Linked DNA regions of Homo sapiens: region 2 is linked to region 1. A link is a contact called in ENCODE Hi-C data. All regions are on one chromosome and are shown on one strand. The core of a region is the stretch at or near the end of the contact, and the rest is flanking DNA. Distances in the headings are between cores, read along the strand shown. Region 1 overlaps LOC105373622 (a long non-coding RNA gene). Region 2 holds the start of CCNT2-AS1 (CCNT2 antisense RNA 1).

Region 1 (5,578 bases), core at 2,042-4,541:
AATGTCAAAATGAAGAAATTCAATGAAGTATGGGTAAATGGCGGAAGTAACTATGGCTCTCTTAAGGTAGCCAAATGCCTCGTCATCTAACTAGTGACGTGCGTGAATGGATGAATGAGATTCCCACTGTCCCTACCTACTTACTATCCAGTGAAACCACAGCCAAGGGAATGGGGTTGGTGGAATCAGTGGGGAAAGAAGAACCTGTTGAGCTTGACTGTAGTCTGGCATGGTGAAGAGACATGAGAGGTGTAGAATAAGTGGGAGGTCCCCAGTGCCCCCCTATCCCCGTGAGGGGGTGGGGTGGGGTCCTGTGGGCTGCCCATGGAATACTACTACTCTGATCGTTTTTTCACTGACCTGGTGAGGCAGGGGGTGAGCCCCTAGGGGCCCTCCCTTCTGGCGCCAAGTGCCCAGCTGCACGCCGGCCGGGTGTTGACCCGTCCCGAGGACAGTGCCAGGTGGGGAGTTTGGGATAGTACACCTGTCAAACGGTAATGCAGGTGTCCTAAGGAGAGCTCAGGGAGGACAGAAACCTCTTGTGGAGCAGAAGGGCAAAAGCTCGCTTGATCGTGATTTTCAGTGCGAATACAGACTGAAAGCTGGGCTTTGACGATCATTCTGACGTTTTTAAGCAGGAGGTATCAGAAGTTACCACAGGGGATAACTGGTTCGTTGCGGCCAAGCATTCATAGGGATGTTTTTTGATCCTGTAATGTTGGTTCTTCCTATCATTGTGAAGTAGAATTCACCAAGCATTGGATTGTTCACCCACTAATAGGGCATGTGAGCTGGATTTAGATCGTAGTGAGACAGGTTAGTTTTACCCTCCGTGATGTGTGTTGTTGCAATGGTAATCCTGCTCAGCATGAGAGGAATGGCAAGTTCAGACATGTGCTTGGTTGAGGAGCCAATGGGGTGAAGCTACGGTCTGTTGGATTGTGACTGAACGCCTCTAAGTCAGAATCCTGCCCAGGCGGAAGGATACAGCAGCACCGTGGAGCCTTGGTTGGCCTTGGCTGGCCTTGGCTGGCCTTGGCTAGCCGGTTCCCCACCCCCGCTGGTGGGCTGCCTCACCCTTGGTGGGGTGTGCCCCACCATGTGCTAGGACTGGGTCCGGTGCAGAGTGCCCTTCCTCCTGGGAAGGGTGTGGCTGGAAAGGTGGCCTCCTTGCCCGTCATGCAACACACGTTCGTGGGGAACCTGGTGCTAAACCATTTGTAGACGACCTGCTTCTGGGTCAGAATTTGGCCACACATGGCCAACCTCCACTTGTGGCTGCTCCTCGGTCGGGCCTCTGGGGTCGACCAGCTGCTGCCTGAGGGTGTGAAACAGCTGGCAGCTAGCCATGTCCCAGGTCGACCGGCAGGCCCTCTGGACCGAGAGGTGTGCAGGGGTGCCTGTTGGGATGAGCCGGATCTGGAGCGTCCGCATCTCAGTCGGAACCTCCAGGGTCGATCAGCTGCTGCCAGCGAGCTCCGGACTTAGCCGGCGGCTTCCTGTGTCCCAGATTGACCAGCAGGCGGCCAGTGGCGGTCCCACTGGATGGTGCAGCGCACCCATGTGAGGGCACCTATCCCCGTTCACGCGCGGGTGGCCCTCACCAGCCTCAGCCTTTGGTGGAGCTGGGACCACGTGGAACTCCCTCTCCTACATTTTTTTCAGGCCCACTTTGTTTGCTTCCGCCGTACTTTTCAGAGGGAGTCACTGTTGCTGTCAGTCAGTAATACTTCCTCCTTTGGTTTTTTTGGTTTTGTCTTGTGTGTGTTTTTTTTTTTTCCTTTCTTTCTTTCCTTTTTCTGGGGATGGAGTCTCGCTCTGACGCCCAGGCTGAAGCTGGAGCTGGAGTGCAGTGGTGCCTTCTCTTCTCACTGCTGCCGCTGCCTCTGCCTCCAGGGTTCAAGCGAACAGCAATTTTTGTATTTTGAGTAAAGATGGAATTTCACCATATTGGCCAGGCTGGTCTCGAACTCTTGACCTTCCACCCGCCTCGGCCTCCCAAATAGTGCTGGGAGTAGTACAGGCGTGAGCCACCAAGCTCGGCCAATTCCTTTTTTTCTTCAATCTTATTTTCTGCACGCTGTTGTGTATAAACATACATTTATATATATATATACACACACACATACACACATACATACATACACACACATAAATATGTAGTGATAAAACTATATAGATATTTCCATAATTAATACTTGTTTATATTATAAATGTTAATTTTAATGTATGAATATGTATTAAATGAAAACCCATTTCATTTACATATACATGTGTATGTATATCCTTCCTTCCTTCCTTCCTTCCTTCTTTCATTTATTATTTTTTATTTTCGCTTATTTTCTTTCCTTTTTGGGCCTGCCTGGTCTTCTCACTCTGGGCCCTGGTGACAGCCTCCCAAGTAGCTGGGACTACAGGGATCTCTTAAGCCCGGGAGGCAGAGGCTAACGTGGGCTGTGATCGCGCACCTCCACTCCAGCTTACGTGAGGTGGGGTGAGGTGGGGTGAGGAGGAGTGGGGTGGGGTGGGGAGAAAACAATTGATTGTGATCTTAATTACCTTTTAGCTTTATTCATACCCTCTTATTTGCTTGTTTATTGTCATGGGTTATTCTATGTCATTGTCATGTTCATCATTTGCTTGCTTGCTTGCTTATTTCCTTCCTTCCTTCCTTCCTTCCTTCCTTCCTTCCTTCCTTCCTTCCTTCTTTCCTTCTTTCCTTCCTTACTGGCAGGGTCTTCCTCTGTCTCTGTCGCCCAGGATCACCCCAGCCTCAACGCTTTGGACCGACCAAGCAGTTGTCCTGCCTCTGATCTCTCCCATCCCCATTACTTGGGACTACAGGCATGCACCACAACACCGGTTGACTTTTATGTTGTTTCTCATGTTTTCCGTAGGTAGGTAGGTATGTAGGTATGTATGTATGTATATATGTGAGTGAGATGGGGTTCGGGGTTCTATCATCTTGCCCAGGCTGGTCTCTATCTCCTGTTCTCAAGCAATCCACCTGCCTGCCTCAGCCGCCCACACTGCTGCTATTACAGGCGTGAGACACTGCACCTGGCTCATTCTATATTTGCCTGCCTGCCTGCCTGTCTATCAATCATCTTGTTTTTAGTACGGATGCACTCTCGCTTTGTTTTCCATGCTCTGTCACACATAATCTATTTTTAAACTTCTATGATTATTATTATTGCAGGTGTCATCTCACATGTCGAGGTGATGTCAAACTTTAAGGCTCCAGCGATCCTCCCACATCGGCCTCCCAGAGTGCTGTGATGACACTCTTGGGCACAGTATGCTCTGGTCATATTTCTCATGTGTCGGTTCTTTCCGTTTTTAGTATAGGGACTGGAAAGGAAATTTTGAAACGCATCTCACCAATCTGCCTTTTCTTTCTTTCTTTCTTTCTTTTTTTTCTTTAGACGGAGTTTCACTCTTGACGCCCAGGGTGGAGTACAATGGCACGATCTCAGCTCACTGCAACCTCCGCCTCCCAGGTTCAAGTGATTCTCCAGCCTCAGCCTTCCCAAGTAGCTGGAATGACAACAATGTGCCATCATGCCTGGCTAATTTTTCTATTTTTAGTACAGATGGGGTTTCTCCATCTTGGTCAGGCTGGTCTTGAACTTCTGACCATTGGAGAATTTTAACTTTCTTGGTGGTTGTTTTTCTTTTTTTTTCTTTTCTTTTCTTTTTTTTCTTTCCTTCTCCTCCCCCCCACCCCCACCCCCAGCCTCCCAGGTCCTCCTCCTCCTCCTTTTTCATTTCCTTCAGCTGGGCTCTCTTACTTGTATTGCTCGGTTGCTCACGCTGGTCTCAAACTCCTGGCCTTGACACTTCTCCTGTCACATCCACTGTCTGGTTGTTGAAATGAGCATCTCTTGTAAAATGGAAAAGATGAAAAAAATAAAGAGAGAAAAAGCACGGAGTGAACGTTTCTCTTGCCGTCTCCCAGGGTGTACCTTGGACCCAAAAAGACAGCGGGAGCTTGGCTGAGTGGGTTTTCAGGGCTAAATCCTCCTGAGGGCCTCCTTCCCTCTCCCCCTTGTCCTCGCTTCTCCCCCAGCCAAGGCTCCCACCACGGCCATGGCATTTTCCATAGGAGAGGTATGGGAGAGGACTGACGCGGCTTCCAGATCTATATCCTTCCAGACGTCTCTGCCTCAGCGTCCCCCACTGGCCACCTGCCACCTTTCAGGGAGCTCTGAGGCGGAAGCCCCCATCACGTCCCGCTACCCTCCCACAGCTGGCCTTTGCCAGGCAACGGCAGGGGAAGCGCGTTGACGCTGCTTTCGAATCCTCCGGCAAAGACTTCCACCAGATGCCCCGCGTGGGCCGGATGGGATGAGACTGGACCACCCCGGACCGTGCTGTTCTTGGGGGTGGGTTGAGGTACAGGGTGAGCTGGCAGCCCCAGCATTGTAAAGGGTGCGCAGGTATGGAAATGTCACATAGGATGCCCTCCTTCCCATCAGGCTGACTTCAGCTTCCTCAGGCCTGAAGACAACTTCACATCAGAACCTCTTTTCTTCCCTTTCTCCACCACACACATGAGACGCATGAGAGGGAGAAACAGCTCAATAGATACTGCTGACCTTCATTTGTGGAATCCTCAGTCATCTACAGACAGACAGGTGACTAGACAAGGACCCAAATCAAACACCATTTCCAGGTCCTCATGGTGGGATTGGTCTCTCTCTCTCTCTCTCCTACACACACACACACACACACACACACACACACACACACACACACAATTTCCACATCTAGTTCACAAACCACACTCACTCACTCTTTTCACAGTACGCAGGCTGAGTAAAACCCACCCCACCCTCCACCCGTCGGCTGACGAAACCCCTTCTCTACAATTTATTAAAAAGATTATCTGGGCTGGGCACTGTAGCTCATGCCTGTCATTCCAGCACTTTGGGAGGCCGAGGCGGGTGGATCACTTGAGGCCAGGAGTTCAAGACCAGGCTGGCCAACATGGCAAAACCCCGTCTCTCTGAAAAATAAAACAATTAGCCAGGCCTGGTGGCGTGGGCTTGTAATCCCAACTGCTCAGGAGACTGGGATGGGCGAGTTGCTCCAACCAGGGAGGCTGAGGTTGCAATGAGCTGAGATCATGCCAGGGCAATCCAGCCTGGATGACAGAGCGAGACCCTGTCCCAATAGAATCTTAATATCATTATAAGATGAGTTGCGTGTGGTGATGGCCGCCTGTAGTCACAGCTACTCGGGAGGTTGAGATAAGGAGAAGATCACTTGTGGTCCCACAGGTCGAGGCTTCAGTAAGCCGTGACCCACTGTATCCTGGGCCATCACCAGTCAAGGAGATATGCCCCCTCCCCGTTTTCTTTTTTTCTCTTCCCTTCTCTTTTCTTTTTTTTTCTTCTCTTTTCTTCTTTCTTTCTTTCTTTCTTTGTTTTTCTTCTTTCTTTCTCTCTTTCTTCTTTCTTTCTTTCTTTCTTTCTTTCTTTCTTTCTTTCTTTCTTTCCTTCTTTCCTTCTTTCCTTCTTTCTTCTTTCCTGCCTTACTGCCGTTCTGCTTTTCTTCTTTCCTCACTTCCTCCCTT
Region 2 (5,578 bases), core at 2,266-4,765, 2.6 Mb before region 1:
AAATTTAAAAGCGACTCACATTCAATTTCAGACCACCCCCTTTGCCCTAAAAGAACAGGGGGGAAGAAAGATAAAAGTGAGGCGGTGCAATTGATGCAAGTGCACTGACACAAATATAAAAACCACTTTTGATATTATAATAGCAAAGGTAAAAAAAGACAACAGATATGAAGGGTATAATAATATTTCTCAAAACAGAAATGAACAGATTTCAATTATTACTGACTCTACGTAAAAATGCTGAAGTTTACCTTCATACACAATAAGACATTAAAGAAGGTAATAAAAAATTAATACCTTGGCCTTTTTATTGAAGGAAAACATTTAAGTAAAATAGTGAAAGCTAGAATGCAAATGACAATCTAAAGTTGTGAATTCTGGCTTTAAGCAGGGTATTTGTTGTAAAGCACGCCAACCACGCCATAAAGACAAATTATAAGGAGGGCTCAAAACAAAGAAGTGAAGATGGCCGGGCACGGTGGTTCGTGCCTGTAATCCCAGCACTTTGGGAGGCCGAGGCGGACGGATCACCTGAGGTCAGGAGCTCAAGACCGGCCTGGCCAACATGGTGAAACCCCCTCTCTACTAAAAATACAAAAATTAGCCGGGAGTGGTGGCACACACCTGTAGTCCCAGCTACTCAGGAGGCTGAGGCAGGTGAATAGCTTGAACCAGGGAGGCAGAGGTTGTGGTGAGCTGTGACAGCGCCACTGTACTCCAGCTTGGGTGACAGAGTGAGACTCTGTCTCAAAAAAATAAAAAAAAAATTAATAAATAAAAGAAGTGAAGACTTGTGGCTAGATCATTTATTGGAAGTACAAAAGTATGCCTGATTCGGCAAATGGGACATCTGTAGCCATATAAAGAATAGTCAGAACTATTTTGATTTGTAATTTCTACCATTATTATCCAGGGTTACGTAAGGAATGCCAAATTTATATTAACATTCATTAGTTCACTACTGCCTTTGGAGACAATTTATAATGAATTCCCTTAATCTAAATGTTATCACCAATGGCTTCCTTTCTCTTCCATAACACTATCACTGACCTAAATGTTATGCACAAGAAATAACTAGGAAACTAGAAGCAACAGAGCAAGAATTATGCAGATTTAAAAAAGAAATAGAAGAAGTCTTCAAGAGATCAAAATGTATATTAAAATACTTGTGGTCCAAGATAAACCTGTATGCCAAACTGATAAATGAAATAGGATCCGAAGAGATTAAGGTAGGACTCAATCTAAACCATGAAGCCTTTCCTTCCATTTCAAAAATAATATTCTGAGGATCTTTCCTAGGATTGTTTTCTTAGCAAATAAGTCCTAATGACTATCCACAAATAGCAGAAAGTCTTCTTTGGTCCATTTTTCTACACATACCTTTCAGAATAATATTCTAAAAATAACTATGATAAAAAGTAACAAATAAAGACAGAATTAAAGCAGAGTTAAACATTTCTAAACAATATGCAATTTTCTTTAACACACACAACACAGTATGCGTGTTACTCAACATACACCAAACTCGTATCTTTCATAAATGAAATTAACATTTCAACAAAATGCCATTACTCTATTTGTCAAGGTTTACAGGTTATATACCTTAATATTCAGGTGTAAATTTTACTAATAATACATAAACATACTCCTGACGTACTATATCTGAAGCAAGAGTGGACGTTTGAATCACCCAAAATTTTAGGAGACAACTGATGCTAACGTGATAAACAGAAACGTTGACATCTTAAGAAATTACTAGGTTAGCAAATGAAGAAATGAATTATTTCTACTAAATAGCTCTTTCAAAAGAATGTCATAATTAATTTAATCTCAATTGACAGTCTTTTAAACAATGAGTCCAACATAATTAAGATGTATCACAGAACGACCAGGCTTGCCCAATTCCACTGTACATCACTACTGAAATTATTCAAATGTTAAGTATAGAATTTAAATGAAGAAAACCTATGTAATAACTCTGTAAAGAAATAAATGTTTTTCTTTTTTAGCTTAAAAGGCCTGGCAGAGCTTAACAGTGCCTTGCAGTTTAATTCATCATAAATTTTAAAAACACAAAAACACCGCATCTGAAGCAAAATATTTATCACGTGATATACGTTTACCGTTAATTCAGAACACTAAATCCAACAACGCAATGACCAACTTTTTTTCTGCGTATCGATTTACCCTCAAATTTGCGGACAGTAAAAACAGACAACTAGTACTTACATTTTTGTTGAATTTGGTGAAAGAATGGTGCATATAAAACCTGTGCATATAAACAATCGCAGTGTTTATTGTAAGCTGAGAGCTGGAACGTAATATTTAGGAAATATCTGACAAAAGCAAGATCTCATTCCCAGAACAATTTTGATGGAAAATTCCCAGGTTCTTTTCCAATACCTCCCATTCAAATCCAAACCCCAAACTGGAAATAAAGAAATAAATGCCCGCGGGGGGTGGGGCGGCAGGAAGAGAATAGGCTTGACGCCAAATAAATGGGAATAAGAACTGCTGATCTTTTCACTCTAACAGCGCTGAGGGCCCTGGAACTATTTATCAATGGCTACGACTAACTAAACTCAAAATGAAACAGTTGAAACGCGCGCGCACACACCCATACAAAACCACGCCAAGAACATAAAGAACTCCAGTACGCTCCCAAGGTAGAAGAGAGCCGCCATCAAGCCGGCGACGAGAGCCGGGAAAGGCTGCGGCAAACACTTAGGCCTTTCAGCATCGCTAACCCTCCTACCTCTCAAACCCTTCGGGGTCAGGGACAAGTCCAGGGAGCCGCCCCTTTTCTGCAATAATCCCTAAAATTCCTCTTTCGCCTGAGCCACACTCCCAACCCCCGCCGCCACCACCACGCGCTGCCCCAAACAGATTACACAACGCAGGCTCCTGGCCCGCATTCCTGGGGTCCTATCTCCTCCTCCCTTCCTCTGCTGACCCCTCGCGACTGCCCGAGCCGGAACATTACTTCCCTGACCGCGGCGCCGAGGCCCAGCGAAGGCCGAGGCCGGCGGCGCCATGTTCGCGGGGCACCAGGCCCGGCGACCGGGCAAGGGAAACAGGGCGTGAGCGGCGGCGAACAGAAAAGGATACACATTGAGACGCTGTCCCATCTCCTGGATGAGGTTGGCCGCCTGCTGGCGGCACGAGAGCTCTTTATCCGCCTCCACTCCGCAGCGGCGGCTCGGCGTGTTCTCCAGCTGTTCCCGAGTAAAGAACCAGCGAGAAGAAGCTCCACGGCCCGACGCCATGACACTTCCTCCTCCGCCCGCTCCTTCATTCACCCCCCGCCCCTCCTGGCTCGCGGACTCCCCGCCAAGGCGCGCGACCCCGCCCCACTCCGCTCGCCGTAGACCACGCACCACCCTTTTTCACCACCGCCTCCGCCCTTGCGCATGCGCGGGGCCCGCTCTACCGACTCGCCCTAGTCTTTTGCTTTCTTTTTCTGCCCTCGGCCTCGCTCTTGCGCACGGGACCACAATGCTCCGCGCCGCTTGTCATTGGGAGGCGCCGAAGGTGGAGAGGTCGGCTCGGAAGGAAAAGGTCGGCGCAGCGCATGCCGGGTCTAGGGTTGGCGGGGCGAAGGGGTGGGGAGGGAAGGGGCGGGGAGGGGAGGGGAGGGGAAAGTGGGAGAGGGTGGACTCTGGCCGGTGTGAAGAGAGGCGGTCGGGCGGCTGCGCTGTGGGGGCCTGGGCGTGTACTTCGGAGGCCCGTCGGGCGCTTCCTTTAGACGGGAGGTCTAGCGGCCCTTTAAAAAGAGAAAAATAACCTTCACTGTCGCAGCCTCACGCCACTACTTCCATTTTCCTTTTGGGCGGGTCCGCGCAGTCTCGTAGGCGTGCGACTCCGGCCTCCGCCACCAACAGTCTCCGCCTAGCGCGCGGCTCTGGCGTTGAGCTGGCGGGGAAAGAGTGCACAGGAAGTCACGCTCCATGGCTGTCCGCACCTGAGTGCTTTTTTCACCCTACATTATCTTGTTTAAATCCCAGACCACTTGGTTTATTTTTATTTTTTCAAATTACTTGGCAAACGCTATCCAACTAGCAACGAGAAATTGAATTTCTAAATGAGGTGTTGAATCTAGACGGGGCGTGTTTTCAGGCTGCGCTGTGGTTTCTGCGAGACAAGGTTGGGGAGAATCAGATAGTGCAGGAGGAACTGAGTTAAAATTTTATCTTTAGGATTTGATGTGGGAACATCCCACATACCTGTTGATTAACTCCTGTATTTCTTCCTGTAAGAAAATGCCACTGAGCTTCACTCGGAGTTTGTGTTGTGAATAGGGTTTCTAAGTTTAAAGTCTTAACTATTTGGAGGCCGGGCACGGTGGCTCACGCCTGTAATCTCAGCACTTGGGGAGGTCCAGTGGGCCGATCACTTGAGGTCAGGAGTTCGAGGGCAAGGGCAACATGGCGATACCCCGTCTCTACCAAAAATACAAAAATTAGCCAGGTTTGGTGGCGCGCCTGTAGTCCCAGCTACTCCCGAGGCTGAAGTGGGAGGATGGCTTGAGCCCAGGAGGTGGAGGCTGCGGTGAGCTAGATCTCGCTGCTGCACCCCAGCTTGGGCGATAGTGCAAGACCTTGTCTCGAAAATAAAAAATAAAGTAATATCTATTTGCCAAAGACCATGGAGGCAAGTGATTGTTATGGGGCTCCCACGCTCAGCATACTGCATTGCACAAGAATATTGATTATAGTAGGCAGTTTTTGTAACAGTTGCTATTTCATACTCACTTCCCTTGCTTTACGTTTTATGTTGCTTACAATTTCTGGAATAGATTGATTTAAAGCAACATTTTAAAAGTGCAAACCCTTGGCCAGGTGCAGTGTTTCCCGGCTGTAATCCCAGCACTTTGGGAGGCCAAAGTGTTCTAGACCAGCCTGGGCAACATAATGAGACCCCACCTCTACAAAAGTTTTTTAAAAAATTAGCTGGATGTGGTGGCGTCTGTAGTCCTAGCTCCTTGGGAGTATCGCTTCAACCTGAGAGGTGAGGTTGCACCCCAGCCTGGGTGACAGAGTGAGATCCTGTCACACACACACACAAATAAAAGAAGTGCCCATCCTCAACATCCATTCATGATAAAAACTCAGCAAACTGGGAATAAAGGAGAACTTCCTCAACTTGATAAAGAGCATCTACAAAAATTCTGCAGCTAACAATAGATTGTTTCTGTTGTGAGAAACTACATTCTTTCCACCTAAAGTCTGACACAAGGCAAGCATGTCCCCTCTCACCAGTCTTTTCAACGTGGTACTGGGTGTTCTAGCTAACAAGAAAAGTAAATTAAAAGTATATACATATTGGGAAGGAAGACATAAAACTTCTTCTGTAAAATTTTAGGATATAAGGTTGAATACAAAAGTCAGTTTTCCTATACACCAGCAATGAACAATTGGAATTTATAATTTAAAAATGCCATTTACAATAGTACCGTCTCCCAAAGTAATACAGGTTGAGTATCACGTATCTGAAATGCTTGAGACCAGATGTGTTTTGGATTTCAGGTTTTTTTAGGTTTTGAAATATTTGAATTATAAACTTAGCCATTGAGCATCCT

Evidence for each region. A loop is a pair of places that touch in the nucleus more often than their neighbours do. Pooled maps may share reads with other maps.
Region 2: a map with no recorded cell type shows a loop between it and region 1 (9-fold over the local background). The contact joins the promoter of CCNT2-AS1 here to the enhancer-like site in region 1. A Hi-C loop is called at or near these places in 1 of 168 maps with a recorded cell type or tissue (naive thymus-derived CD4-positive, alpha-beta T cell), 1 of 37 single-sample maps with no recorded cell type and 4 of 50 pooled maps.

The regions. Positions count from the first base shown.
Region 1 is chr2:132,274,349-132,279,926 of GRCh38, reverse strand. LOC105373622 (a long non-coding RNA gene) reads right to left here. Exons shown (of 3, transcript XR_923341.3): 2 at 3,792-3,883; 3 at 3,028-3,351. It also overlaps the pseudogene RNA28SP. Among named protein-coding and RNA genes, the nearest start is that of MIR663B, 20 kb to the right of the region's middle. Within about 2 kb of position 3,291, at least 2 of the 41 ENCODE cell types and tissues checked have a DNase peak (open chromatin) inside an H3K27ac peak, as active enhancers do.
Region 2 is chr2:134,916,543-134,922,120 of GRCh38, reverse strand. CCNT2-AS1 (CCNT2 antisense RNA 1) reads left to right here and starts at 3,515. Exons shown (of 5, transcript NR_036549.1): 1 at 3,515-3,558. It overlaps CCNT2 (cyclin T2), which reads right to left and starts at 3,299. Exons shown (of 9, transcript NM_058241.3): 1 at 3,109-3,299; 2 at 2,230-2,311. The coding sequence starts at 3,266. RefSeq lists enhancers at 2,700-2,789, 3,000-3,269, 3,420-3,579, 3,657-4,330, 4,340-4,389 and a silencer at 3,590-3,659.